Linked DNA regions of Mus musculus: region 1 is linked to region 2. A link is a loop called in an ENCODE intact Hi-C map of the cell type or tissue named here. Cell type or tissue: heart. All regions are shown on one strand. Links, peaks and the distances in the headings refer to the core of each region. The heading gives the core; the rest is flanking DNA. Region 1 holds the start of Sar1b (secretion associated Ras related GTPase 1B). Region 2 holds the start of Ube2b (ubiquitin-conjugating enzyme E2B).

What was found. Hi-C counts contacts between places; a loop is a spot of excess contacts. Peaks named below come from ENCODE experiments on the same cell type or tissue, not always from the same donor. Only the 100,000 strongest peaks of a DNase experiment are listed, where the experiment ranks them.
Region 1: a loop joins it to region 2, with 2.8 times the contacts of the local background. A loop is called at or near these places in 3 of 42 quality-filtered maps.

The regions. Positions count from the first base shown.
Region 1 is chr11:51,755,984-51,771,257 of GRCm38, reverse strand. It overlaps Sar1b (secretion associated Ras related GTPase 1B), which reads right to left and starts at 7,595. Exons shown (of 7, transcript NM_025535.2): 1 at 7,467-7,595. It overlaps Sec24a (Sec24 related gene family, member A (S. cerevisiae)), which reads left to right and starts at 14,424. Exons shown (of 23, transcript NM_175255.3): 1 at 14,424-15,181. The coding sequence starts at 15,085. In heart, for the core only: a CTCF peak has its summit at 7,637; a DNase peak (open chromatin) is centred at 7,587; H3K4me3 peaks cover 2,064 bases; H3K27ac peaks cover 1,206 bases; H3K27me3 peaks cover 315 bases.
Region 2 is chr11:51,994,222-52,009,495 of GRCm38, reverse strand. Ube2b (ubiquitin-conjugating enzyme E2B) reads left to right here and starts at 9,005. Exons shown (of 6, transcript NM_009458.5): 1 at 9,005-9,203; 2 at 11,598-11,678; 3 at 14,097-14,122. The coding sequence starts at 9,160. Cdkl3 (cyclin-dependent kinase-like 3) reads right to left here and starts at 5,275. Exons shown (of 14, transcript NM_001166654.1): 1 at 4,986-5,275; 2 at 4,404-4,583. The coding sequence starts at 4,568. In heart, for the core only: a CTCF peak has its summit at 6,416 (motif pointing left); DNase peaks (open chromatin) are centred at 5,295, 8,655, 8,985 and 9,695; H3K4me3 peaks cover 4,881 bases; H3K27ac peaks cover 4,920 bases.

The DNA of each region.
Region 1 (15,274 bases), core at 3,617-11,616, 240 kb after region 2:
GAAACCAGGGGTGGACCATGGAATGCAGGAAGGCCAGAAGAACCAGAGGAGTGAGTAGTCAAAAAGGAAAGATGTTAGTGACATCAATGCAGCTGCAGCGGAGCCATGCCAGCTTTAGCTCCACAGAAGCAATTACTGACTGCCTGAGAGGCCTCCAATGGAGCTGTGCTGTCGGAGGTAAAGCAGAGTTGATACTAGCTCCGATTTAAAGTCTGACTTTGAATGACTTACAAGTTTTTTCTGAAATACCTGCGAGCACGTGGTAAAGACAAGGTGAGCTAAAATGTGCACACACAAACACAAAACTCACCAGGGAGAAGGCTCAACAGGTAAAAGAGCTGGCCACAAAAGCCTCATATCCAAGTGTGCTCCCCAACACCCACCGAAAGCCAAATGGTGGCACACATCAGTAATCACATTACTCCTATAGTGAGATGGGAGACAGAGACAGGAAATTTCCTAGAAGTTTGGGGGGAGAGGGCAGGTATCCTGGAGTGGAGTACACAGTACAGCAGCAGAAACAAGAGAGACCCTGCTTCAATGAAGTGGAAGGTGAGACCTGACTTGCCATTCTCTGACCTTCATGTAAACCATGCCTATCTGTATACACCATATAAAATGTACAATGTTAAACTGGATGCTACTATTATTGAGCCATGAATGAAGAACAGAGGCTAAAAGATAGAGGGACAGTGAGATCCTCTTCCTCTTTCCAAAAGTTTGAACCCTAGGCTGGAGTTGGCTCAGTAGTTAAAGTAGCTGTGCTCTTGCAGAGGACCCAGATTTGATTCCCAGTACCCACATAGTGGCTCACAATCATCTGCAACTGCAATCCCAGGGGATCTGATCCCCTCTTCTTAAAACTACAGGCACATGGTACATGTAACATAAATACAGGCAAAACACTTGTATACATAAAATAAATTTAAAGGTTTAAAAGTAAAATAGATATTTTTCAAAGATTTATTTTATGTATGAGTACACTATAGATATCTTTTTTTTTAAGATTCATTTATTTATTTTATGTATGTGAGTACATTGTTGTTGTCTTCAAACACACCAGAAGAGGGCATCAGATCCCATTACAGATGGTTGTGAGTCACCAAGTGGTTGCTGGGAATTGAACTCAGGACCTTTGGAAGAGCAGTCAGTATTTTTAACCACTGAGACATCTCACCAGCCCTATAGGTGTCTTCAGACACAGCAGAAGAGGGCATTGGATCCCATTACAGATGGTTATGAGCCACCATGTGGTTGCTGGGATTTGAACTCAGGACCTCTGGAAGAGCAGCCAGTGCTCTTAACTGCTGAGCCATCTCTCCAGTCCCCAAATAGATTTAAAAACAAAAACAAAAACAAAAACAAAAACAAAAACACATTTGAAATGGATGTGGTAGAATACTTTTATAAGTCCCAGCACTGAGGAGTCTAAGGTGAAGGTCCTAGGCCAGCCTGAGCTAGATAGCAGAAGTCTAAATATATAAATACATTTGAAATGGAGTGAGAAAAATAAGAATTTCTTCTTCAGGAAAAGTGAGGGATGGGTATAATGATAAAATGAAAGGGAAAACCTTCCGGAAGAGCTGGGCATGGGGTGCACACCTCTAATCTCAGCCTAGGGAGGCAGAGGCAGGTGGATCTCTGGGAGATGAAGGCCAGCCTGGTCTACAGAGTGAGGTCCAAGACAGAGAGCTACATAATAGAGAGAAAGAGGGGAACACTAATCTGATTAGGAGTTTACACTGAGAGCACCCCTTCCTGTATGGGTCAGAGGAGGGAGGCCCAGAGAATCTGACTTCCAAAGATGGAGAGGCATAGAGCCTGTTGGCACACACCTAAAATCCCAGAGTTTAGAAAGCTAAGTTTAAAGACTGACTTTAAGGCCAGCTTGGGCTACACATATATTGAAACCTGTCTCAAAAATAGTGGGAGTGAGGAAATTTTGAAATATATAGGACAAGTACTGTAATGGTGGATCAAGTTAAATGACTGTTCAAAAGGCTGGGGATGTACCTCGTGGGTAGCATGCTTACCCAAGAACATGAAAGGAACAGGATTTGAGCCATAGCACTGAGTTTATTTATTCATTATTTTTAGTTTTCAAGACCGGGTTTCTCTGTGTAGCCCTGGCTGTCCTTGAACTCACTCTGTAGACCAGGCTGGCCTCGAATTCAGAAATCTACCTGCCTCTTGCTTCCTCATGCTGGGATTAAAGGTATTTGATACCACCACCAGGCCAGCACTGAGTTTAACAGAAAAAAAAAAAGTTAGAGATCTAAGAAACATTTTCAGCAGCGGCCATCACTGATGTGTTTCTCCTCAACACCCCCACATTACAACCCCACCTTCTGTGATGTTGGGCTTTAGAAAATTCAGACTTCCAGGACAGAGAAAAAAGGGCCAAGGGGAGAGGGCTCTGAGTGTGACCCTGAAGCTGAGAGGAGCATAGAGAGCTCGAGAAGAGCACTGGAGGGCACAGTGAGAGGCCCTGGTGAGCTGACCCAGTGCAGGCTGAGCAGACAAAGGATCGGTGTAAGAACAGAGCTGACCAAAGGCAAGCTTCCACAGAACAGCGCCAACAGAGTAGAGGGAGGGTCTGGAAACCAGAAGACAAGTGTGGCTGTAGTAAACAGGGAGAGGTGAAGCAGGCCAGGGTGCATCAGAATAGGAAGAGCAGGGTTCAAAGAAGTTCTGGTCTGGGTGGTGGCAGCTCTAAGGTCAGGCATGGAAAGATAAAGGGACATTGGGGTGAAAGGTGCAGGAAGCCAGGGTAGGAGGTGCCGCGTACACAGTGACAGGTCTTAGACTCATCTAAAAGAGCAGAGGGCATTGCTACACAAAGCAGCACTGAGTCAAGAGGCAAAGTCTTCACTGGGATGATGGTGTGTCAGGGGAGCTACAAAAAGTGCTGGCGAGTAGAACAGGAAAAGGATTTTCCTGCACGAGGGTGCTGCCAGTCTATGATTATAAAATCTAACTCAGAAATTACCTACCTACACAGAGAAACTCTACTGGAGAAGATAGTCATAGTTCTATAAAATTATAATTTACTAAACCCTCAAAACAAGCTAGGAATTACTAAAATAAAAATATCTCTTTGTTTCTGTTTTGTTCAAGTCGAAGCAAAAATAAAAACATCCAACTAAGAATAAAGCCACTTAGCTACAAACAGACACCTGAGCCCTGGGAACAGGTTACACAACCCAGGAACACATCACAGGGATGTGAAGAGCAAAGGTCACTGACAAGGAAACATCCCACATCAGCAGATTTATTTATTGCACGAACACCAAACAGGAAAAGACTTTGCAATCTACTCATGTAACATGAAAATCAGCGCAGTGAACAGAACTCAGGTTACAAATCACTGCTTAAAACTCTGACTCGTTGAACTTGTATGGATAACTCTCCACGTGAAATGTCCACGCAGGCAAATCTGCTTGAGAGCAAGCAGATTAGTGCTGTCAGAAGGGGGAGAGGAGTCTGGGCAACTGCTAATGGGAACAGGGTTGCTTTCAGAGGTGAGAAAAAATGTTCTAGAATAGTGGTGAAGGTTGTGTAACATTGTGACTATACTGGGAACACTCTGCATACTATAAAATGGAGAATATTACGGTATGTCAAGTCTAGTTCAATAAAGCTATCATTCGACATAAAAGCAAATAAAAACCTTAAATGGACATTTTATGTTTACAAATAATTTATGAGGAAACAGAATCCTTATTCTTGAGGTTTTTATTTTTAAAAGACAAGTTACCATGTAGCTCAGACTTCATTTCCCAAGTGCTAGAGTTATAAGCATGTCACCATGCCCAACTTAATAACTTTTAATATGAAATTAATCAATAGCATTCTCATTTTAAAATCTACTGACGTGTGTGTGTGTGTGTGTGTGTGTGTGTGTGTGTGTGTGTTAGGGGCTCATGTGTCATGGCACCTGTGTGGAGGTCAGAGGACAGCTTTGTAGGCACTGGGGCTTGAACTCAGGCTGCCAGACTTGTGCAGCAAGCACTTTGACCAGAGGAAGCACCTTGCCAGCCCTGTTTCCATGTTGCATAGGAATATATTGTCACTGAGTGCCACCATAGCAAGTATTAGGAAAGTATCCTGCAAACACAGGCACAGAAATTTCACTACAAACCAAAAAGTGTGACACTCACCTGATCATAGCTCTAGGCTAAGGCTGAAGGATTCCTGGTTTGAGACCAGCAATGGACTACATTATGATTCTTTTTTTATTTTTATTGAGTCAGGATCTTACTGAGTAGCCCTAGTTGGGCTGGAATTCACTGTGTAGATCAGGCTGGCTTTGAACTCAGAGATCTGCCTGCTTCTGCCTTCCCAGTGCTGGAATTAAATGTGTATACCACTATTCTTGGAGTATGGTGTGCTTATAAGTCCAGCATTTGTGACATGACAGATCATAGTGAATTAAGGCCAGCTTGGACTAATGAGATTCTGTCTCCAACAGACAACAATGACGACCAAAAACAGCACAGCAAATATAAGCAAGATACACGAAGATGAAAATGTTAACACAGGGGCTGGGGAGGCAGTTCAGACGTTAAGACCTCTTGTTCTTGCTGACCCAGGCTCAGTTCCCAGCACCTACATGGTGGCTCACAACATCTGTAACTCTAATTCCAGGGGATCTGATGGCTACTTCTGGTCCACAGGCATCAGGCATGCATGCAGTACAAATGCATATATGTAGGCAAAAGACCCATACACATAAATAGATGCAGGCAAAATACCCATAACATAGAGCTTTTAAAAAGTCACAATAAAACTCATTATTTTGTATGCTAACTTCCCCAGGTTGTACTCTGATCTCTACATGCTCAACATGGCATACACAATCCCTCCCCCACATACAAGACAAAGAGATAGCATGCTATCTGTAATCTAATTTACCACTAGAAATACAAAGGACAGGCTGGAGACATAGCTCAGTTAGTAGAGTGCTTGCTTAGCTTGCAGTTTGACAGCACATAAGCCAGGCATGGGATAGCACACAGGCCTGTAATCTACTCACTTGGGAGGTAGACATGAGATCCAAAGTTCAAGGCCAGCCTGTGCTACCAGGTAAAACTATGCTTGACCAAGTTCTGTTATTGTTGTTTGTTTGTTGACAGGGTGCCACTATGTAGCTGGCCTGGGACTTTCCGTGAGCCCCAGCCACCCCTGCCTGAGGGCTGCACTAAAGGGATGCACAACCCCATCTGCCTTGCACCTCGGTGTTCTGCACACTAAATCTCAGAAGTGCTCTGCTTCACACATCTTACCTAAAACAGCTTACGGGACAATAACTGACTCCAGCTCAATCCCCAATACAAAGCAATTGTATGAATTAAACTTTTTAAAAGATTTATTTATTTTATATATTTGAGCACACTGTCAGTGTCTTCAGACACGCCAGAAAAGGGCACCGGATCTCATTACTGATGGTTTGTGAGCCACCATGTGGTTGCTGAGAATTGAACTCAGAACCTCAGGAAGGGCAGCTGAGCCATGTCTACAGCCCTGAATTAAACTTTTTAATTCATTTAATTTTTAAAAAGTGGGTACTTGTTTCCTCTGGAGAAAAGTGGCAGCCATTTGAAAGAAGGTTAAGACCACAAGAAATACAGCTTTAAGAGTGTATAACAGGAGAAGAAGAAAAAACCTTCTGTCAAAAGGATAGTAGAAAAAAGGAGGAAGGGAAAGAGAGGGAAAGAGGGAGAGAGAACACTTGAGAGGCTGATGGGGGAGAATCTCAAAGAGGCCAGCCTGGACTACAAAGCAAGACCTAGTCTTAACAACTAAAAGAATGTTGTGAGACTGGCAGTGAATTTGGACTTGCCTCTAGTGGACTAAGACAACTCAGACTGGTATATCTGATAATAAATTCCATCCTCAAAACACCAATAGAAGGCTATCCAGATGGCTTATTAGGTCAAGGTGCTATCACCAAGCCCGATGACCTGAGTTTAATTTCAGAAACCCACACCTTGGCATGAATTCCCTGATATGATCTTTAACTCAGACACACTCATAATACATATGTAATAAAACATTACCAACATTAATAAAACAATAACCAAATTTTTTGTAAAAAGTACATACAATGGAGAAACTTTATCATGTTTTGCAAAAAAAGTAATTTCAGTGAGTTTCAGCCAACTTTGTCCGTGAGAGAGGGGTGGGGATGAGGTGAATCACTGCTATAGCACTCTAGTTTGTAAGTTTCGAATGAGGTGGCAGTGATTTCCACATCTGATAGACTGCTCCTTTGTGTCAAGTCCTGCTTACATTTCTACTCCAATAGCACAAGGCAGAGGAAATCTAGAGTTCACCGTATTCAAACTGCAAAACTTCACAACTACAGAATCGCTTCTCTAACATCCTGACAACAAGGACACTTTCCTTTTCTGTAAACTCAGAAATGCCTGGGAGCAGCTTAACTCTGAGACCAATTTTGTTTTCTTGAGATAAGATCTTCGAAGGCAGACTTGGCTCAAATGATGCCCCTGCCCTCTTGAGTAGGTGGAATTGTAGGGTCAGAGTGCCTGCCTATGTTCAAACAAAAATTTTTTAAAGGTCAAAATATTGTGGTCACAAACCCAAATGTACCAAAAGGTGCAATGGTAGGCATGCATTGCCCTGTTTGACTGATGACACTCATCATTGGCAAACTGTAAAATCACCCTTATTGGTCACCTGTAAAATAATTGACAGGGGTGTCTTCCTTAGCAGACTGCGGTGCTGTACAGGTGGCACCTTCTTTTTCACTGTAACTACTCTGACCAATATTTAAACAAAGGACACAGACATTCAAGGTAAGATGACACCCACACAGAGCTTGATTTAAGAATGTTCAAATACGTGACAGTAAGTTCAATTTACTTCATCCCAATACGTTAAACTCCTAATAAATTTTTTTCCTTCAGTTAACAAGACTACACTTGAACCTTTCAAAATAAATTTTATCTTATCGTAAAATCTTGACTTTTCCCCCCATTAGTATCTTTCCCCTTCATTCAACCCGGCTTGAGCTATACGGTAAGTACGGAGAATGAGGAGGCCCAGTGACCGCCACACTTACTGGGACAACACAGAGCCGTCCTAGCCTCTCCAGCTGTCTATGACCCCTAATTCGCTCATCCTACCAAATGGGGAAACTGAGGGCCAGGGGAAGGAAAAGAGTCTCGCGTGCGGTACTCTCACTCTTTCCTGAAATACTTGCCCTGTGGCAACCACTGTTTTACCCCTAGAGCCACTAGAGCGGTTTCCGCAGGTAGGGATCGGTGTTGTCCCTCACCCTGCGTGAAAAAAACAAAACAAAAACAAAACCCAAAACAACAGGCTCCCTGTTCGCGAAGGACCCGAGACAAGAGCTCTGGGTGAGTGGGCAGCATAAAGAGTGGCCTTCCGAAGGGCCACAGCTGTCGCCCGCTCTCTTGCCCGACGAGGGCACTGCCACTCACCTGCGACTTCAGAGAACGCAACCCTGCTCCGTGCCCGTCCTACACGCTCCAAGCCGGCTGTGCAAAGCGCTATGGCTGCCAGGGCCCCAGCTCTTCTCAGCTCCTTCCGGGTCGGCGGGTGCCTCGCTAGTGACAGTCCGCAGGTCCCAGGCCCCGCTCGCCCTCAGTTCCGCCTCCTTGCGGTCTCGCCACCAATCCCTGTGCTCCGGACCACTTCACTCCAACCCCAAGAGGCATGTGAGATTTTTTTTTTGGGGGGGGGGGGTTGTTTGTTTGTTTGTTGGTTGGTTTTTCGTTTCTTTGTGTAGTCCTGGCTGTCCTTGAACTCACTTTGTAGACCGGGCTGCCTCAAACTTAAGAGATCACCTGCCTCTTAAAGGTATGGGTCACCACCACCACCAGGCTGTTTCTTTCTTTTCCCCCCTCTCAGTAATAGGGGGTTGCAGTCCACCACCAAAACGCATTTGCCACCCTTTAGTTATTTTAATGTTGAAACAGGATCTCACAAAGTTGCTCAGGCAAGTCGTGAATGTATCATCTTCCTGCCTTTGCTTCTGAGAAACTGGGATTGCAACCTTGTAGCACCAGGTCCAACTTGGCATCTCTTTCCTAAAACTACATCTTTTGAGTGACCCTTGAGTTTATGCTAGGATATGTTTTACTTCCTGCAATTCTTTGGAAAGCCCACACCCTGCTCTTGGACGTGTCTCATTTGTCCTCTGAACATCCCTTGCTCTTAACCCTCGTGCTCAAGCCTATATTAAAATGTCTTTCTTAATTTCCACCTAAATACACCTTTTATAGGGAGATGGCTGGAAATAGAGCTCAATGGTAGAATGCCTGCCTTAGATTATAAAATACTCTGAGTTCAGTCCCCTGTAACACACACACAAAAGTGGGTCCTGTTTGTCTTGTTTGAGAAAGGGTCTCTCTACATAGCCACTCTACATCTGCCATCAAGTGACAACTAGGAGTTTAATCCCTGGAACCCACAAACTGAATAAACAGAATCAACTCCTGGGAAAGTTGTCATCTGACTTCCACAAGTACACCACACTGAACAAAGGGTGACATGTTTATTATTTAAAGTATGGAAGAACAGAAAAATAAAAACTCAGATCATTTTTTTGAAGAATCTCAATCGTACCATATTACCAGTTTTTATTTCATGGGCAGAGTTGTAAAATACAACACTTAAGTCAGGCAGTGGTTGCAAATGTCTTTAATCCCAGCACTTGGGAGGCAAGGGCAGGTGGATTTCTGAGTTTGAGGCCAGCCTGGATTACAGAGTAAGTTCCAGGACAGCCAGGGCTATACAGAGAAACCCTGTCATAAAAAGAAGAAGAAGAAGAAGAAGAAGAAGAAGAAGAAGAAGAAGAAGAAGAAGAAGAAGAAGAAGAAGAAGAAGAAGAAGAAGAAGAAGGGGAGGAGGAGGAGGAGGAGGAGGAGGAGGAAGAAGAAGAAGAAGAAGAAGAAGAAGAAGAAGAAGAAGAAGAAGAAGAAGAAGAAGAAGAAGAAGAAGCCGCCACAACACTTGGTCTGTCCCCATGAGTTACTAGTCACTTCAGCTTTCAGTTCCTGCATCTGCACATTTGGGACTAATATTCAGAATCAATCAGTGTTATGAAGAAACAATAACCAGTGCAAACCTGGTGGTGCACCCCTGTAATTCCAGCTGGGAGACAGACATGGGGAGGTCAGGAGTTCCAAGATGGCCTCACTTGAATACATAGCAAGTCTGAAGCCCACAAGGACCACATGAGACCCTGTGTAAAACCAGACAGAATAACAGAATAACATACAGAAAGCAGTAAATATGGGGACAGCATTGGGAAGCATTACTGCTACACACTAGCCTGAGGTATTGGGCAGTGCCGACAATTTCAGCACTTGGGAGGCAGGGGCAGGCAGCTTTCTGAATTTGAGGTCAGCCTGTTTTACAGAGTGAGTTCCAGGACAGCCATGGCTACACAGAAAAACCCTGTCTTGAAAAAACCAAACCAAGCCAAACAAACAAACAAACAACAATAACAACAAAACAAAACCCAAAGCCAAAAAACAAAACAACAACCCACTACCCCAAGACAACGGAGAACTTAAATCTCAGTCTTAGAAGTTTTAGCCAGGCATAATGGTGCAAGCCTTTAGTTCCAGCACTTGGGAGTCAGAGGCATGTGGATCTCTGAATTCAAGGCAAGCCTCGTCTACAGAGTGAGTTCCAAAACAGCCAGGATTAGAGAGACCCTGTCTCAAAAAACCAGAAACCTTTTAGAGGTTTTGACTAAAACAAGAAAAACATAGAACTGTTTGGGGCGGTTTCACATGGCACAGCACACAGGATATATTGAGTCAGACTGAAAGCTGAGAGTAGTTTGGCACGAGGCAGACCCAGTGAGACAGGTGAGGGGTGGCCAGGGCCTGGGTTGGGTCAATGGGGAGAGAGAAACAGGGAGTCAAGAGAATGAGGAAATATGTCTTGTAAGGTTAAAGAGCTAGCAAAGTCTGAAGTTTTAACAGGGATTAACAAATACACATCTCGCCAGGCGTGGTGGCGTACACCTTTAATCCCAGCACTTGGGAGGCAGAGGCAGGCAGATTTCTGAGTTCGAGGCCAGCCTGGTCTACAAAGTGAGTTCCAGGACAGCCAGGGGTACACAGAGAAACCCTGTCTCGAAAAACCAAAACCAAAACCAACCAAACAAAAAAAAAACCCAAATACACATCTCTGTTCTACACAATGTACTTTAGATCCTGTAATCTTTGCATTCCCCTCAGCAGCTGCTCTTTGCTACTTTGTGAGTTCTTTTCCCCACCTGTTCTCTGCCCACCTCCCATTTCACTCCCTACCACTAGATAGGAGAGAAACAAGGATGGGGGGAGAGAGACCTGTGAATCTAATTTCTTTTTGTTTCTTCTTTGAGCACTACTAACAAACTGCAAATAACCCCCATGAACAACCACTAACTATACCTATCAGGGCTCTAGCACTTATATAGTCTTTAAAAAGTTCCTAGAATTCCAAATGGCACCCAATCCCAGAAACTATCTGCAGGAGGGAAAATCACGCCCCTGCTCGAGCATGAGGCAAATCAGTCAGTCAGCTGCTGCAAAGCAGCCCCATACCCCCCACACCTGGGATTAAAACAAAAGTATATTTCTGTGGTTTTTAAAGGAACCAAAATTCTAGAAACCATTGCTATACCCCTCCATCAGTTATTCTCCCAGCAACTAGAATTTTTTCCAGTGAGTCATCTTATCTTGGTGGTTCTCAACCTGGAGGTTGTCTAACAACCTCCTTCACAGGGGTCACCTAAGACCATCAGAAAACATAGACATTTACATTATGACTCATAACAGTAGCAAAATTATAGTTATGAAGTAGCAGCGAACATGAGTTTGTGGTTGGGGTGATCACAACATGAAGAACTGTGTTGAAGGGTTTCAGCATTAGGAAGAAGGCTGAGAACCACTGCCTTAGCTGTCTGTGTAGGCAGAGGCAGCAAAGCTGGGTCATGAGGGGCTTTGAGAGTGTGGGCAGGGCTTCTGATTTTATTCAGTAGGAGATGAGAGGAATTTTAAGTTGACTGAGCAGGCAGGAGGAACGGCAATACATTTTGGAGAGCCAGAAGTACCTGTACTGAAGTGTCTGTACCTGGGGACTTACAGGGTGGACTAGGGAGAAAGAATCCAGAAGAAACATTCCAGTAGTTCTTGTGCAGGGTGCTGCAAGCTCAACACACTGGGTAAGGAGAACAGGGGTGCCATAAAGGAGCCCTCATGAGCAATGAAGCGCCCCGGCCTGCTGTGCGATGGCCGAACCTATGTTGTGTTTCACAACAGCTAATGTCACATACAAGCAGGTGTCCTAACACAGGCAAATGAGGGCAAAGGAACTGTTCCTAAATCGGAGCAAGGAAGTTTCAGAGAATGAAACTGTTGTTCAAATATCTATAACTGAATTGTTCTGTTTGAACCACAAGCAGAATGAATTTTTGTTGTTGTTGGAGAGAGAGGCTCTCTACATAGCCCTAGCTGTTCCAGATATGTAGACCAGGCTGGCCTCAAACTCATAGGGATCTACCTGCCTCTCACTCCCAAGTGCTGGGTTACAGGTATGCACTACCTGGCCTCTCCTTAAGATCTTAAAGTTGACAAATTGGAAGGTAAAACATTCAGAAACATAACCATAGTTTGGGTGTTAATAATAGCAACAAAGAAATTTAGGAGTGGAACAAAATAGTTTACTTATTAGTCAACTATTTATAGCTATTTAACTGATTTAACCAATCAGGTTATTTACTTTTAAAAATCTGAGCACAAAGATATTGCTTAAATGGGACAAAGTTCAAAGAAAGATTGATTTAACCAAATCAAACCACTGTGCCAAGGTTAACAAACCAAGATAATTCCAAAGGGGTTGAATATAAAGAGATTAAACCACGGGAAGTTGGAAATTATGCCTTAAGCATTTACCTCTTTGAAGAGAGACCAATTTTTTTTTTTTCTGACCTCACAAAACTTCGGCAGTTTCTGAGCTCTATTTTCTCTTTAAAGTGAGGCTTAGATTTTTGTTGTTTTTTTGGGGGGGGTTGTTTTGTTTTGAAAGATTTATTTTATATGAGTACACTGTAGCTGCCTCAGACACACCAGAAGAGGGCATTGGATCCCATTAAAGATGGTTGTGAGCCACCATGTGGTTGCTGGGAACTGAATTCAGGACCTCTGGAAGAGCAGTCAGTGCTCATAATCACTGAGCCATGTCTCCAGCCCCCTGGTTTTTGTTGTTATTGCTTTGTTTTACTGCTTTTAGGTATGTGGTTTGGGATTTTTATCATAGATGTTCTTTTTTTTTTAAGATTTATTTATTATTATATATAAGTACACTGTAGCTGTCTTCAGACACTCCAGAAGAGGGCGTCAGATCTCATTACAGATGGTTGTGAGCCACGATGTGGTTGCTGGGATTTGAACTCAGGACCTTCGGAAGAGCAGTCAGTGCTCTTACCCGCTGAGCCACCTCGCCAGCCCATCATAGATGTTCTTAAGTGAAAGTTTGATTAAAAGTCATCTTCAGCCAGGAGTAGTGGCGCGTGCCTTTAATCCTAGCACTCAGGAGGCAGAGGCAGGTAGATCTCTATGAGTTCGAGGCCAACCTGGTCTACAAGGCAGTACCAAGATGAGAAACTGTCTCTAAAACACAAAGCAAAACAAACCAAAGAGTTTCATCTTCATCCTAAAGAAGCCTACCTGGATCTTGTAATAAGGAGTGGGGGCGTGGAGAGACGGCTGGTAGTGAAGAGCACCGGCTGTGCTCCCAGAGGACTAGGGTTCCTTTGCTATCACTCACATCATGGCGGTCACAACTGTCAACTCCAGTGCTGGGGGATGCAGTGCCCCCTTCTGACCTCTGTGTGGGCACTGCATACACATGGTGTAAAATACTTTTTTTTTCTTTTCTTTTCTTTCTTTTTTTTTTTGGTTTTTCAAGACAGGGTTTCTCTGTGTAGCCCTGGCTGTTCTGGAACTCACTCTGTAGACCAGGCTGGCCTCGAACTCAGAAATCCACCTGTCTCTGCCTCTCAAATGCCGGGATTAAAGGTGTGTGCCACCATCGACCAGCGTGTAAATACTTCTATGTAGGTACCCATACATACAGAAAACAAACTTTAAAACAATAAAACAATCTTTTTTTTTAATTGTTTAATTCCACTCAGAGCAAATATATTTTAGTATGGTTTTGAGGTAACTATTAATGAAATCAAGGTTAGGGTAAATTTGTATATGTGGTTACTGCTTGCTTCTTGGGTCTGACAGTAGTTTTAGATTGTGCTCTTTTTCTGTAATACTTCGTAGCCAGCATTAGATAGTAAATGAGTTTGGTAAGATGTACTTTCGCCCGAGGTTGTGAAACTCATGGCATAATACGTTTCAATCAGCAGCACACATCTGTGAAGGACTTTGTCATCTGCTTGGAGCAGGTAAAACCAAAGTAGCTAAAGATCACACTGATATCACTAAGTATGTTGCATAACCAACCAGTTTCTACTTCTCTTTGGTCTTACAAGTCAGAAAGTCTGTTTGGGGGTAAAAATAAAAGCAACCCACAAGCTACTTGCCCAGAAAGGACATTTGAATTATTCGACTTAATGTAAACTCTCATAATGTAAACTGCCTTTAATTCTTTTGAACTCAGGGCTTCTTCCTACAAGGTTAGGGAAACTCTTTATGAGTGACCTACATATCTAACCCCTTTTAAAGAAACTGAGTCCTGGTAAATTGCCCAGGCTGGTCTTGAATTCAAGATCTTCCTGCCTCACTTTTCTGTATCCAGAACTATAGGAGTACGATACCATTACAATTACCATTTTAAATGTTATTTAGTCCGGGGCCTCAGTATTTTTTTTTTTTTCGGGACAGGGTTTCTCTGATTAGCCCTGATTGTCCTGGAACTCACTCTGTGGACCAGGCTGGCCTCGAACTCAAAAATTCGCCTGCCTCTGCCTCCTGAGAGCTGGGACTAAAGGCGTGCGCCACCACGCCCGGCTTGGAGCCTCAGTATTAACTAAATACTTGTTATTATAGAAGTTGCCTAGCTCAGTGTAAACTAAGGGCTTCCCTAGGACATTGGACTCCATTGTCAACACTGGGATAGGAGAGGGATGGATTCCCGATCCATGTGTGGTGGATGTACTTCGGAGTGACTATGCTACCAACAGGCTAACGTCAAAATTAATCTTAATCCTCCAGTTGAAAAGAAGAGCTTCCTCCTTAACGTCATCAGACATTTTAACCTTGACCCAGCATCTTCACTCCAGCCCTGGCTGACCTGACTAGGCCGCCTTCGAACTTAGAACACTTCTGCCTCGACCTCCTGATTGCCGCCATGTCCCGCCCATGACACTTTGACAAACACACGTAATTGAACACCTCTTTTTAAAATTCTCTTGCACTCTACAGCTGGCATAGCATCGGCTGGGCCACCAGCGGTAGCCGAGGACATCGGTCGTCTCAGGTAATCCTCAGAGAATCCCGGAAGAGGAGCCGGGTCTCTCCTGTCCCACCCAATCGATTCTAAAAATCCGCACCACCCCTGGGACTGTCAGCAAGGTGACGTTCTCCACGCCGGGTATTTTCGCAGTGGTGACACAGGCTACTTCCGGCGGGCGGCGGGAGTCCGTGACGTGGCAGGCGAGTCCGTGCACGGTCCTCCGGGCCCGGACACGGGACTGTCAGGTGCCCTCGGGGCAGCTCCCCGGGGACAGAGAGCACGGCCGCAGCCTCCAGCCGGAACCGGAAGTGCCACGTGTCCCCACTGTGCCTGCGCGGCCGGCGGCTCCGCCCAGGGCCTCCCTCCTCTCCGGGTTCGGCTGCTGCCTCCGAGCCCGGCGTTCCCAGCCCAGCCGGCCTGACTCCGGAGCCTCTCCGCGCCCTGGCCAGGTCGTGGCCGCCGGCGGGCAGAAGACACGGACACGCCATGCCTCTACTTTGACGTGCCACCCCGCGTGTTCCGCTTCTCCGGCCTCCAGGTCCCTGCCCTCGGTTTTCCTGTTGGAGCTCTTAGGCTGGGCGCTGCGGTCGACCCCGACGGCTCCGTCTTACCCTGAGATCCCCGGGCGCCATGGCCCAGCCCCGGATCCCCGCTGCCCGCGGTGCCGCAGCTAGCCTCCAGGCCCAGAACGGAGCCGCCTCAGCCTCGGGGTCTCCCTACACCAACGGTGAGTGCCGCACGGGGGCGGGGAGGGCGGCACAGCTCGGGCCAGGGACAAGTCCCAGCCAGGTCTACCGCGGGGAGTGGCGGATGACGGCCT
Region 2 (15,274 bases), core at 2,852-10,851:
CCCAGCCTTGGAACTGGAGTTACAAATGGTTGTGAGCTACCATTTGGGTGCTGGGAATAGCATCCAGGTCTCCTGCAAGAACACGTGTTCCTAACATGCAAGCCATAGCCAGGCATAAAGGCGGTGGTGGCGCACGCCTTTAATTCCAGCACTTGGGAGGCAGAGGCAGGCGGATATCTGAGTTCGAGCCAGCCTGGTCTACAGAGTGAGTTCCAGGACAGCCAGGGCTATACAGAGAAACCCTGTCTCAAAACAAAAACACAAACACAAACAAACAAACAACGCCCAAGCCATATCTCCAGCCCTTGGTCTTTAAAGACAAAACAGCTGAGGCAGTAGAGAGCCAGGGGTGGTAACACTCCAGTCCAGAGATTGTGAGGCGGAGCTCTGAGTTTGAGGCAAGCCTGGTCAACAAAATGAGTTTCCAGGACAGTCAGGGATACACAGAGAAACAGCAGAAACGTTCATTTTAAATGTACTAGATAAATCTTTAAAACAGTGTACTTCATTATCTTTTTTGCTATTACTAGACAACATTTCCATAAATATTCTCACTGCTCTATTGGTTGTTTAATGAGATTCTAAAATTTAGTTAAAATTGAGTTCTTTGGACAATCATTTTAGGTTAAGAATATTAACAAGTGTAAGAAACCTCTCACTAGACTATGTTAAATTGAATAGTAGTGGTGGCGGCACATGCCTGAACCCCAGAACTCCAGAAGCTGAGGCAGAATGAGGAAGAGTTTGATCTAGCCTGGGCTACACAGTGAGTTTAAGGCTAGTCTAGACTATGCAGTAACACTTTGTGTAAAGAAAAGGAAGGGGCCTGGAGAGACGAAGCAGCAGCTAAGAGCACTGGCTGCTCTTCCAGAGGACTCTGGCTTTTTTACATTTATTGGCTATTCTGTGTGTGAAATCCACTATTTTACTTGCATGGATGTCCATACACCAGGTTCATGTCTGATGCCCAGGGAAGTCGGAAGAGAAAATCAGATTTCACCCTATCTATGGGTTCTAGGAATCAAATCCAGGTGCAGACTAGCCTTAAACTCACTGTGTGTTGTGAAAGAGCAACAAATGCTCTTAACTCTAAGTCAATGCTCTAGTCCCTAGGGCTCTGGTCTAAACCAGGCTCACAGCCATCTGCAGCTCTAGTTCCAGGGAATGAGACATCTTCTGTCCTCTTCTGTCCTCCGTGGGCACTCATGAACATGGTACAAAGACATACATGCAGGCAAAGCACCCACACACATAAAGTGAAATTATTTTAAGTTTAAAACTCTTTTAAAGGAAGAAAGGTAGGGAGAGACGGGAAGCAGCTGAGCCAGGCCAGTCAGTCAGAGGAGTTTAAATTGTCTTGCTAATGGTGTCACATGGCTTTAATCCCAGCACTCAAGAGGCAGAGGCAGGTAGATTTCTCTCTGTAAATTAGTAGTCTGTTCTACAAAAGAAGTTCCAAGGCAGCTAGGGCTACATAGTGAGACTCTCTCTTATAAAACAAACAACAACAAAGGAAATAAAGTGTCTTAAAATAATTTGCATATGTCAGACATGGCAAATATGTGCATTTGAGGGCAGCCTAGTCTACATAGCAAATTCCAAAACATCCAGGGATACATAGTGAGACCCTGTCTCAAGTTATTTGTGTGCATTTATAACAATAAAATGTTTTCAGGCTTATCTCAGGGTTCCTGTCACTCTCGGTTACTTTTTTCTTTTTTTTAAAGATTTATTTATTATTATAACTAGTTGCACTGTAGCTGTCTTGAGATGCACCAGAAGAGGGCATCAGAACTCATTCCGGGTGGTTGTGAGCCACCATGTGGTTGCTGGAATTTGAACTCAGGACCTTCGGAAGAGCAGTCAGTGCTTTTACCCGCTGAGCCATCTCACCAGCCCCTCATGGTTACTTTTATAAACATTATTATGCAGGGGCTGGAACTGTTACTCAGCTGGTAGAGTGCTATCTAGCATGCACAAAGCATGGGGTTCGATCCCTAGCACCACATAAAACTGGGTGGCTCAAGGGGTACAGGCACTTGCTGTCAAGCCCGTCACCCTGAGTTCAGTCCGTGAGAGCCTTCCAATTTTAGCAAGCTACCCTTTGTCCTCTACCTGTGTGCTGTTGATGTGTATGAACACACACAATAAATGTATTTTAAAAATTAAGACATAGCAGGCATGGTGCTGCACGTAATCTCACTGCTAGAGAGGTGGAGGCAGGATACCCAGTTTACCTAGACTCTGGTCTCAAGGCAAGAAACCTTAATGCCCCTAGATTCCAGTGACTAGAAAATTTGTATTTGGAGGCTTCTTCCCCTTAGTTCCAGTCTCTAGCTATGGACTCCTCTAGGCTACTAATTATCTCCTAATTCTATTTCTCACTTAAGGAGCACAAATGACCCGACAGTGCTGATTCATTTCATAAGGCAGGGACTGATGTCTCTCATAGTACAAAATTACCTTTATTAGCTTTTAATCTTTCCTTCATACAGTCTAGAATAGAGCAGTTCTGACTGTCTACAGGTGCTAGTATAGTGTTCTAGTTAGAAGCAAATTGACTTATATTATCTAATAGAGATTAAAAAGGAAAATGCTTCTTTTGTACCAGATGAAGATGGCAGGAATAGCTATGATCTTCATCACATATAAAACACCTAGACTTCAGTCTCAAGGTAAGAAACTAATGTCCCTACATTCCAGGGACTAGAAAATTATATTTTATTAGCAGTGGTCTGTAGAATGTATTAGGTTGAAAACTAAGGGGGTCTGGTAAGAACCTAACTCAGGAATGCTGCTAGTATCATGAGGCCATTTTTTAGAATTCAGCAGTGTAAACAGATACAAAGTTAAAATGATAGACTGCAGATAACATAGGAGAGAGTGTAGAAGCAAATAGAAAAGAGTCGGGTTTTGTTTGGTTTGTTTCAGTCTCTAGCTCTGGACTCTCCTAGGAACGTGCATGTTCTTTTGACTGCCTCAGCTCTTTGGTCTGGTAGACCCAGCACCCCTGCAGTGCCTGGAGCTCCCCGATACGATACTGTTGCTGCTTGTAAAAGCTTAATAGCCTTCAGTTACAGATCCCTGTCACCTCCAAGTCAACATTTCCACAACTGAGCTAGTTCTCAACCTCTCTTCCAACTCACATCAACTGCAGTGTTCTCTGGACTTCAGGGCATCTCTGACTCTTTAACGGCCTCATGATACTAGCAAGCCCCCAAACCAAGTTTTGACTTCTTAGACTAAAACACTTTCTGTTTCCAATTTACTACACTTTAATCACACTTCTTTCTAATTCTATACAGGAAACTCATAGAGCAAGTATCTGCTCTTCTTCTTCCCATTCTTGCTGTCCTGTTTTAGTCTTTCTGACCTTACTGCTGTTCCCCTAACCTGGAAGTATCTCCATCCTATCCCACTGCTGTACATCATTCAAGGACAAGTACATACCCTATTTTCTGTTTAAAACAAAACAAAACAAACCAACCAAACAAACAAAATCCTTCCCCATCAAACGGGAATTGGTGGGATTTAATATTAACCATTAAATAAACAACAAATGAACAAAAAAGCCTGTGTGGGTATGTGATTGTATGCACATGCCTGCAGGTGTCTCTGGAAACCAGAAGTAGGTACAGGATCCCTGGGAGCTGGAGTTACAGGCAGTTGTGAACCTGCTGATGTGGGGTGCTAGGAAATGACTCTAGTCTAGGAAGTGCTTTTAACCACAGAGCCATCTCTCTGGCTCAGCGTGAACCACTCTTATTCAGGGTTATTTTACTATACCCTCCTGCATAGTTATGCCACTAAGGAACATTTTTTTTTTCTTCAAGACAGGTTTTCTTTGTTTAACAGCCTTGGCTGTCCTAGAACTCACTCTGCAGACCAAGCTGGCCTTAATCTCAGAGATCTACCTGTCTCTGACTCTCCAGTACTGGAATTAAAGGTTTGCACCCCAATACCTGGCAAAAAAAATTTTTTTTCCTTCTTCCTACTCTCATCGTTTTCCACAATCCCTTGTACAAAGCAGACATCCTTACTAAGTATTATACTTGAATAGTTTTGAATGATTTTACAATACTAGCATAATTGTTATACACAAGCACACAATCTTATATCAATAAAAAAGTACAGATTGTAGACAATGAGGGTTTCTCTATGACAGGTCTTAGTTTATCTGTTAATGGAAACATTCTTTCATATATTTTATTTTTATCCCATAACAATTTCTCTTTTGACTTAAATAATCAAGGAAAAAGAAGATGGGTGTTTCAATGTAGGCCTGTAAATCTTAGCCCTGGAAAAAAATAAAGCATTTCAAGACAGCCTGGGCTGCATAGCAAGATAGGTCCCAATGGGAAAACAAGAAAAAATATATATAATAAAAGGCAAAAGAAGCAAACCTTTAGAAACTTTATTTCTCTCGTTGCAATTTTGTTGACAGATTTTTCTGGTTTCTCATAGAAAATCTTAATGGCCACTATTCGCCCAGTGTCCTTATGTTTGCATTTCATGACCGTTCCATAACTTCCCTCTCCCACTTTTCCAAGGGTTTCATACATCTCCATTTTCAAGCCTGGCTTCTACTTCACAGAAATAAAGAAAGAAAACGTTAAACGTTCACACTTTCAATTATACAAGCTCTATAATGCTTAGAGATAATCCCCTACTTTCGGATATAAGAACAAAAACTAGGAGTGCCGGCTACAGCAGAGCCTGCTCGAGGGAACTCTTAAATTGTCTAAGAAGCTCCAACTTTCACCAGAACGCAGGATGTCCTTCATTAATCTAGCATTTTGTGTAGACCGGGATTGAGAAATAAAAGAGGTCTGATATGCGTTTAACTCAGGCATCCTTTTAGAATACGGGATTTACAATTTGAGGTCCCCTTTCAGGAACAATGGAAGCCAAACTAAAAAGTCCCGCTAACAACACTGCGGGTCCCTTGTTAGGAGCCACGGTCCACCAAGCGTGGGGACTCCCACCTCAGCACTAGTCACCCATACGTCCTGCCCTCTCCTCAAACACGCAGTCTGTGCAGCCCCAACCCGAGTGGCCCGTCTCGCCGCGCTGTCGACCTCGTCCTGAGAACCACCGCCGCCTCAGCCCATCCTGTAGTCCCGCCGGCCCGGCTGCGTGCAAGTCCCAGCCGGCCCGGGACACCACACCTCCTCTCCTGGCCGACCTTGCCGGCTCGGGGCAGCCGGACGCCCTGGCAACGGGGTGAGGGCGGGGCACTGCCGCGTTCCGAGCACAGTACGCAAGACTGGAAATTGCTGAGGTCCTGACCCGGAAGGGAAAGTGACACGAAGCGGAAGATAGACCCAAGGGGAAGGGGGAGGGACGTAGGAGGCCCGCGTGCTTGCAGGTGGGGGTGGGGGTGGGGGGTGGGGATGAGGGAGAGCGGGGCATTTTATAGCAGAATGAACGCCTGGAGGCTTTCGCCCGGCAAGAGAGCGTTTTGTCACCTGGGTGGTTACTGGTCCCTTACTTGTGCCCGGTTCTAGGAGGTTGACGGAGATAATTGGATCTACGGAACACTTATGGGGCTACAGTTTGCCAGTGCTTCGTTACTATTCCATGCAACCGATTTCGACCTCAAAGTCGACATAATCCTTAAACCGGGGACAAGATCGTTTTTGGATAGAGGGCTTAGCTCGGTAGTAAGCCACATACTCAGCGTTCACTACTCCTCTGACTTATTTCTAACACCATTTCTGTACACATTTTCAGTTTCCCAATTACTACTGCTTTCTACCTACTAGTGATCCCTTTTTGTTTTGAGACAAGGGCTACTATATAGCTCCGGGTAGCCTGGGACTCACAATGTATACTTCCAGGCTGGCCTCAAACTCCCAAGATTATCTGCCTGCTTAGAGTGCTGTGCTGAGTGCCATCATATCCAGCCCTAGCAGTACTTTTAAAGTTTTCTCATGACGTGTGAAACGCAAAACTTTTTAGGAAAACAAAATAATTCACCGGACTCTGCCACAGGCTGAGTAAGTACAAGGACGCCTAGGGATGTACTTTTAAATAGCCCGCAGAGCTTTTAAAAGGGCTCCATTTTTACAGATCTTGATTTAACTGTAATAGCAAAAGTAGGTCATCGAGATGGCTCAGTAGGAAAAGGCTACGAAGCCCAAAGTGTAGAGTTCAATTTCTTGGACCTACGTGGTGGAAAATGAACCAACTCCTCCAAGTTGTCTTGTGACCTATACACACAAATGAATGTGCACAACGAGTGTGCTGAGTAGTGTAAAAAAGAAACTAGTTTGCTTTTTTAAAAACAAAAACAAAAAACAGTTTAGGGCTGGAGAGATGGCTCAGCGGTTAGGATTACTGACTACTACTCCAGAGGTCCTGAATTCAGTTCCCAGCAACCACATGGTTACTCACAAGCATCTGTAATGGGATCTGATGCCCTCTTCTGGTGTGTCTGAAGACAGCTACAGTGTATTTGTAAAAAAAAAAAAAAAAAAAAAAAATCTTAAAAAACAACAAACAAACAAAAAACAGCCGGGCGTGGTAGCTCACGCCTTTAATCCCAGCACTTGGGAGGCAGAGGCAGGCGAGTTCCAGGACGGCCAGGGCTACACAGAGAAACAGTTTAGACGCATTTCCATTTTTGCAATTTTGCTACTAACTGCTAGAGCCTGGCTTTGGAGCTTGAGAGTTAGGAGGGCTGGGCACTTGGCTTGGATTTTTCTTTTTCCTATAAATAAGAATGTTGTGAGACCTGCTATATGTTTACTTAAGATTTGTTATGAACTAAATATTTGCAAGGAGCAAAGCATGAATTAGTGAGCCCCTGTCATCACAAACTAACTCCTAACCCCAGCACTCAGGAGAGAGGAAGTCAGAACTATGTGAGATTGGGGCCAGCCTGGTCTACATAGCAAGTTACCCTGTTTTAATAAGTGAAATTATAGTTCTAAGACTGCGGTTGTAGGTTTCCAGCAAGCCACCTGGCCATGAAATTGTGTGAATTTTGTTAACATTCTGCTCTCTATATTTTTGGGAAGCATTCAATTTATCAAAACATTTCATTTTGGATATTAAAAACTATCCCGTCCATTTTTTAAAGTAATAAATTGCTAGATAAGCAACAGAATGAGATTTTTAAAAAGCGTCTGCCATTTCACTCTATGTATTTCTTGATCATGAGGAAGATTAACATTGGTATGGCTGGACGGAAATTTAAAAAAGCCCAGGCACTTGTTACCGGCCCAGGGGATTTAAAAAGCCTGTTTTCCCCCAAGACAAGGTCTCTCCCAACTCTAGGTGCGGTGGAATTTGCAGACCTCTAGTCCCCTGTCTACCCAGTGCTGGAGTTGTGCTTGTGCGCTGCATCCTTTTCAATAACATTTTACAGGGCTACCTAAGGCCCTGGGGTTCTACGGAATAACTCAAAGAGAAGAAACGTAAAGGTAAGAATATTTAACTTTTAGCTTAGTCACATTGTGAGGACACAGCAGCGGCTATCAAGAGTAAGACATACCTGACAATCCTCAAGGTTACTTTTTGGCGGGGAGGGATGAGACGCTCAGGCTGCCTAGGGTGGCTACCATCCTGCTTCACTGAGGCTAGCCTTATACTCCTGATCCTTTCCACTCTCCGAATGGTGGGATTGGCAGGATGCACCAAGACGCTGGGTTCTCAAGGTCATTTTAAATCAAGAGAATTGTTTGAAGGAAGAAGGGATAAGGACAGTGAAAAAGGTTAACCCTTCCTGGTTTCATGGAACCATGTGAAAGAGTGAGCAGTGGAGTCTCATGCGCTTCCCCCTTCTTGAGTTAAAGAATTCCGCATCTACTACACTGTTCCGGTCCCTAGAACTAACAAATCCCCAATACAGGGCTAGAAGCTGAGCACGGAAATTCCAGGAGCCAGCTGGGGGCTGTGGTGGTCAATGCTTCGGGAATCGGCTATGAATCAACCCCCCACACCGCACTTCCGGTCCATTTGGTCCCTCTTTGCTATTGTATAAAGCTTGTAATGAGTTACCTCAGAGTCGAGCTCTAACTCCCACCCATGTCTGCAGGATCTCTCCCCTGATCTGAATCATTTTTGTAGGTTTCTTTGACAACCAGCAGCATTGATATGCTCTAAAATCACACCCACTCACTTCTTGAAAAACACAATTGTGCCCCACCGCAGGCAAATTCACAGATTCCAATTCAAAGACTCCATAGATGGAGTCTTTAAGGTTTGGGCAATCTATTCCACTCTCATTTCTGTATAAATTCTAAGTATGGAAATTCCATTAGCAGGAACAGGCTATTGATGCAAATGCCCTTAATCCCATCTCATTTGCACCGACCTAGCATTCAAAGCCGTTCATTACAAGGCTTTGCCACACTTTCAGTACCTGTCCCACGTACCAGAGTTGCTAAGCCACTTGAAACACAGAATTAAGTCCAGATTTTTTTTTTGTTGTTCCGTTTTAAAAGACTCAGAATGCAAGCGGCTCCTTCCACAATGTCTCCTTTTGCAAAGCCCCAGTACTTTGGGACCAAAAGAATAATGTATGACTAGAGGTGTCAACTCCTTATACTCAAGGACCTGCTTTGTTAGACCTGAAACCAGAGCCAGGCTAGGCCATCACGTGACCTGCTCTGATGGCGTCACAGGCACACGTGGTTCTAGATACTTCGCTCCCTCCCCCTCAGGGGTGGATTGTTGACAGCGGCGCTGGCGGTCACGTGACTTGACGTCACCCCCCCCCCCACCTCCTCTCCTCCGAAATCTCAGGCTCCGGATGCACCACTCTCTCCCCGTCCGGCCGAACTTGAAACTAGCGACGGGGGGAGCGAGGCGAGGTAGCGTGTGGGCTCCGAGGGCGTTGGGCCGGGCCGTGTTCAGCGTGAGCACGGAGCGGATCCTCCGTAGTTGCCCGCAAGCAACAAGCCCGGAAGGCCGCCTTCTGCCCCTCCGGTGCGGCGCGCGCGCCCGCTCGCCCCGCCCCCTCTCCCCCCTCCCGCGGTGGTACTGGCGGAGGGCGGAGGGATCTGGAGGCGGCGGAGGGAGACGTCATTGCAGGGTTGTTTGTGCAGTCTCGGTGGCGGCGGCGACCCACAGTGATTCGGCCGCTGCGCCGGGGGGTGGGGGGGCTGAACGGGACTCTTTTCTTTCAGACTGACCGCGGGGCAGCTGCGGAGCATGTCGACCCCGGCCCGTAGGAGGCTCATGCGGGATTTCAAGCGGTAAGGGCCCTCGTCTTAGCCCAATATGACGGCCTCTTCCCGAAGCCATGGACTGTAGGGCGGGGATTCCGGATATCTTCCTCCTGGTGACCCTGAGGAGGCGGGCAGTGGGCCTGCGGGACCCACGGCAGTCCCGGCTTCCCGGTGGCTCTTACTCCCTCGCTTCATACCTCCCTCTGTCTGGAGTAAAGATGGTCGGTACTACAGCCTCCTGCCCTTCCCCCCCAAAAGTAGGAAGGTGGCCATCGCTGGGCCTAGGTGTCCCAGAGGCCCACCTAGGGCAGATGCAGACGCTTCACCTCCCGCCTCTGCACCCTGCAGTGTCCCCTCCCCAGGTGGTGCGAGTGAGCTGCTCCTGAGGCTCCGGCCTCGCCTGGCGGACCAGTCCAGCTTTGTTACAGGGCCCCGTGATCTCCTGTTGGTAGTGAGAGGTTGGGGTGAATACTGCCCCAAATCTCTCCCTTTCTGCAGTGGTGAGGGTGGGGTCTGCTGCGCGAGGTCCGGAGGTGGTTAGCCCATCCCCCGAAACCCGATCTGCCCCCGCCCACCTGGAAGGACCTTGAGAACTGGCTCGGGAAACCTGGGCCTGGAGCTAGCCACTTGGCCTGCCAGTGCCTTCTGGAACTAAGATCTGGCCGCGGAATAAAAGCCTATCTATAGCCTCCCCAGCCTGGAAAAATGCCTTCCGTCAGACTGGAGCTAATCTGATACTCCACCTGGGCCTCCTTTTGGAAAATAGGGGTTTATAGGAAATGTGGGGCTTGAAGGAAGAAGATGACCTCTCCCAGTTGTTTACCTCTCCTTGGAAACGTACAAGTGCAGAAACAGTAGACTAGATACTAGTTTTCTTTCTGGGCAGACCCGCTGTGATTGAGACAAATCTGTAATATAAAAACTTAGATTTGCCTCTCAGGAAGCAACTGCTCAACTTTCCCATTATAAAGCCCTTTATGAGAGAGAGAGAAAAAAAAGCCCTTTATGAGGCATTTGGAAGCTATTGTCTTGGGACCTGGACAACTTCATCATTTAATTCGTTGCTGATTTTAGCCACACAATTGAGGAATGAAGCAGTAAATTCGTCCCTCTCAGTCCTGTTAGTGACCTAATCTGCTTGAGGTTGACCAGTTTGCCAAGTGTCCACTTAAAAATCACAACATACTTTGTGAGATGGACAGGTTTTTGTTGTTGTTTGTTTGCTTGCTTTTTTTTTGTTTGTTTTTTGTTTTTCAAGACAGGGTTTCTTTCTCTGTGTAGCCCTGGCTGTCCTGAAACTCACTCTGTAGACCAGGCTGGCTCGAACTCAGAAATCCCCTTGCCTCTGTCCCCTAAATGCTGGGATTAAAGGCGTGCGCCACTACTGCCAGGCTGTTTTTTTTTTTTTTTTTTTTTTATTAATGATCTGCCAGACAAAGAGATGTCCTTTTTGGTGCAAAAGTCACCCAATGCTTGAAGTCACTATATTTGATTAGCTCTGTAACTGATACACAAATAAAACTTTCCATTATGGATAATACATTATCTATTATTATTTATCTCTTGTTCATTTTTGCAATTTCTGTACTTGACTCCCAGTTGAGTACAAGGTGCCTTTGGTGGTTTTCCAAGGATCTTGAGGTTACATGAAATTGCTGATGATGTCTGTTGAAAGCATTGTATGGAGGCCTGAGGTATATTTGGCCTGAGAGCAGAGTTTTTAAAATAGAGCCTGCTGGAAAAGCTAGCTGGAGCTTCTGACTACTTTAGAAAGGCACTGTTTGAAGCACAGGCCATGAAGTAAGACTTGCTTTCTAGTTAAATTGAGGTTTTTTGTTTTTTTAAGTCATTTAGTGTATAGAGATTTCCTACATTTTTGTGTTGTGTAGTGTCTGTAGTTAGGACTGGAGATCCTTCCATGATTAAGGTACGAAAATTGTAAGTTTTTGTTGTGTTTGGTTTTTGTTTTTTGAGACAGGGTTTTTTTGTTTGTTTGTTTGTTTTTTGTGTGTGTAGCCCTGGCTGTTTTGGAACTCACTCTGTAGACCAGGCTGGCCTCCAACTCACTCACCTATGTCCCAAGTGTTGGGTCCAAAGGTGTGGACAACCACTACCACCTGGTAGTTGCAGGTTATCTAAAAGTATTTTTCATTGCTAAAATTGTAAACTTTGAGTGGGTTAAGAGGGTACTCTGAAAACGAGTTCCTCAAGAGACCATATCTTAAATCTTGCTGTTTGAAGAATTTACAGATCTGGTAGTATTAATACGAATATTAACCTGGTTGATTCATTTAGATCGTAACTCATTTCAGCTCCAACTATAACAAGTCAGTCTAGCTAGTCTGTCAGAGTAGCTTCAGGAGAGTCTGACCTCACTGGCCTATATGTTCAACTCTGAAAATGACTACTCTGGACTTCTAGATTGCAAGAGGACCCACCTGTGGGGGTCAGTGGCGCCCCATCTGAAAACAACATCATGCAGTGGAATGCAGTTATATTTGGGTGAGTTGAGCTAGGGATTGCTCAGAAAAGGTAAGTAAATAAGCACTGGGGAGAGAGGCTGAGGCCGATTCTGAAACTCACTTGTGTGGGGCGGGGACACATCTTTTGAGAACCCTGGGCCTCCTGTGCTAATTGTGCTCCCATCCCTAAGCTGTATATCCAGCTCTTGAAACATTTTATTGAGTCTGGGGCATTTATATAAAATTGGTCGGCTTGCTGTTATATTTAATTTGGCTTCTTTCCCTTGAGCCAAGGTGTGTTGCAGTGTTGCTCAGGGTGATTTTGAACTGGGCTGAAGTGATCCTCTTGCTTTAGGCCCTCTGGAGTAGCTGGGATTGTGGGCGTATGACACTGTACCTGGCTATGGTATGGTTTTATGGTTACTCGAGGTGACTGATCCTAGGGTGTGAAGGCTTTGAGTGAAGCTGAGTGGTAGACTGCTTGCCTGCTATGCATATGGCCCAGGGCTTGATCCCCACACTAATAAGTAAATGCTGGAAATTAAATGGGCTAATGAAGGAGATCAGGTAAATCACCTCATACAAAATGTGCCGTTCAAGTGTTTATGCCCCTACTGTTGGAGCTGTAAGGACACTTGGAACCAAAAGGACCGAAAACTTTGCTGTGACAAGAATTTTAGCTAAAAATGACATATGCACAGCCTACCGAGAAGCCACTGGATGACTTTGGGTAATACTGAGATTGAAACACCCTGTAGGCAAATGCTCCATCCATCACTGGGCTGCACTCCTAGCACCTTTGAGATTCTATTGAGATAGACTCTTGACAAGGGTGGGGTTCAGCCTTTTGATCTAGCACTTAGAGGCTAGGGTCCAGGCTGCCTACTGAGGTCCTGTCTCACAAAAAAACAACAACAAAAAGATCTCCATGCATTTCTCAGACTTGGGATCTTCTTCCTTCAACATCCTCAGTGCTGGGAACACAGGCATAGGCTACCATATAATACCTTTTTAATTTCTTGTTTATCATTTGTGCGCAAGTGTGCACGCCTGCATGCTGGCTGACTGACTGTGAGTAGGTATCTATAACCCATAACACTTGGTGTAGAGGTAAGATGACAATTGTGTAGTCATTTCTCTCCCTCCATCATGTGTTCAAGAGATAGTATGGCGAGTAGTTCTACTTGCTAAACTGTCTTGCTAGCCCTGCACATCCTTTTTGATTTAAAATGTAAAAAATTTTTGATTATGTGTGTTTGTCTATATATGGGATTATGGGAATTTACCACTACAGCTAGTTATGGTATGGTATGATTTTACAGTCAACCCAGGTAATTGATTAAAAACTAGGGTTTGAAGGATACGTGTATAAGAGAGCAGGTGCCCATTGGAAGCCAGAGGCCAATGTCTGATGTCCTGAAGTTGTAAGCTCCCTGACATGGGTACTGGAAATCAAATTCCTGTAAGAGGTTTTTTCAAATATTCTTCATCAGTAAGCTGTCTTACAAGGATCTACACTTAACTAGGATATAACTAGTGGGGGATCTACACTTAACTAGTAGATAACTAGTGGGGTACTAAGAATGTAGCTAGCTCAGTGGTGGAGTGCTTGCCTTAACATTCCTGAAGTCCTGGTCAGTCATCTATAATCATAGCCCCTGGAAGGCTGAGGCAGAAGGATCACAATGTAGAAGCCAACCTGGGCTATTTATTTAGTAAGACCTTATCTCAAGAAAATCAAAATAGGTATACTGACTTATCCTTAATAAATCCTAGCACTCAGAAGTCTGAGGCAGGACAATTGCTGCATGGTTGGGCAAGCCCGGGCTGGGAGACTCGCATCCCCCGCTTTTTTTTCCCCCTGTGTATGTGTTATACCATCCTTTTTAAAATCTTAGTTTGAGATGGCCTTGCCAAGTTAGTCAGGCTGTGTATCTTAGGCAGTCCTCAAACTCTGACATCCTCTGCTTCTGCCTCCTGAGTCTCTGGGAATACAAGTGTGTGGTACCAGGTTCACTTGTAGACTCTTGGGTTTTTGTTTGTTGGTTGGTTTTGGTTTTGAAAACAGGGTTTCTCTGTGTAGCCACTGGCTGTCCTGGAACTCACACTGTAGCCCAGGCTAGCCTCAAACTCAAGATATCTACCTGCCTTTTCCTTCCAGTGCTGGGAATAAGGCATGTGCCTTTATTTGGGTGTGCGCTGCCACACTCAGCTGTACAGTATTCTTTTGCAACAAAATCATAGACAAATTTCCTTTCAAAAAGAACTTGAGCATTGAAAGTCCTTTGTGCTGCCTGAGTTCAAGCCACGGCTGTGGCAGTCTGACAGGTAAAGTTTATGCAGCTCTCAGGAGCAGGGTGAGCGCCGTCCTCCTAGTTCCCAAGTTATCCTTCCCTCCCTGAAGACAGAGAAAGAAGAGTAAAAAACTAATTTTAATCAGAGATCTTTTTGTTTTCAGACCAGAAGGGACACCCTTTGAAGATGGTAAGTAATTCTTATTATCTACATATTAAAAGGGTGCCCTTTGGTCAGAGACTCTAACAGTATTTGAAGACAGGCTCTACTCTTAATAAGCTCTTGGCATACTAAGCAAGCAAATGAAAACTTAGAGCTCATGGGGATCTTTTTTTTTGCACATCACCTTGGTCACCTTTCACCAGTTTTCCGTGTGACATGGGTTACCTATACAGCTGTAGGTCTAAGTGGTCTGTGTTACAAAATGGTTGATGTTTGGGCGGCCTAATAGAGGTGCTCCCTGGGCACTGCTACCAAGTGGGTAACTGTTTCCTTGCTTTCTTGTCTGCATTCATAAGGGTGTTGTAAAATTTTCCATTTCTTTTCTCCCTATTACTAGGGAATAAATCCAGAGCTTGGTATGTTCTAGGGAGGCACTCCACTGCCAGGCATCCCTGAGTCCTGAATTCAGAGTTACCAGTAGCTTCACTACTCAGCATTTAGCACCCAGAAACGTTGTGCAGTCATTTGCAGCTCAATTTGGGTCTAACAGGAGCCAGGAAAATGGGAGAATGATTCTAATCTGTAATCACAATTAAGTTTGTTAAGTTGACTTTAAGCAGGTACTGAAAGATTTTCCTTAATTATAGTGGATTAAAAAAAAATTAAACAGCTTTGCTGTAATTATCAGAATGACTTCAGAATTCATCTGTTCAGCATGTTTGACAAGAATAGTTACTGTGGCCAGGCGTGGTGGCACACACCTTTTTTCCCAGCACTCGGGAGGCAGAGGCAGGCAGATTTCTGAGTTCGAGGCCAGCCTGGTCTGCAAAGTGAGTTCCAGGACAGCCAGGGCTACACAGAGAAACCCTGTCTTGAAAAACCAAAAAAAAAAAAAAAGAATAGTTACTATGAACTATTTGTGAGAGAACCACCTGAAAACCTGAGAAGTGAGTGGTGCCGTTCTTGGACGCTAGGATATTAAGTACCTGTCGAAGAAAAGGAGGCCGGTCTAGCTGTAGGTCTTAGACAAAGATGCTGTAGAATAACCTAGCATCTGTATATTTGAGATGGATCTCACTGTAGCCTCTTCTGTAGGTCTAGACTCACAAATCCTCCTGCCTCTGCCTTCCAAATGCTAGGACTATCCTCTCTCTCTCACTAAACATGTATGCCCGTGTA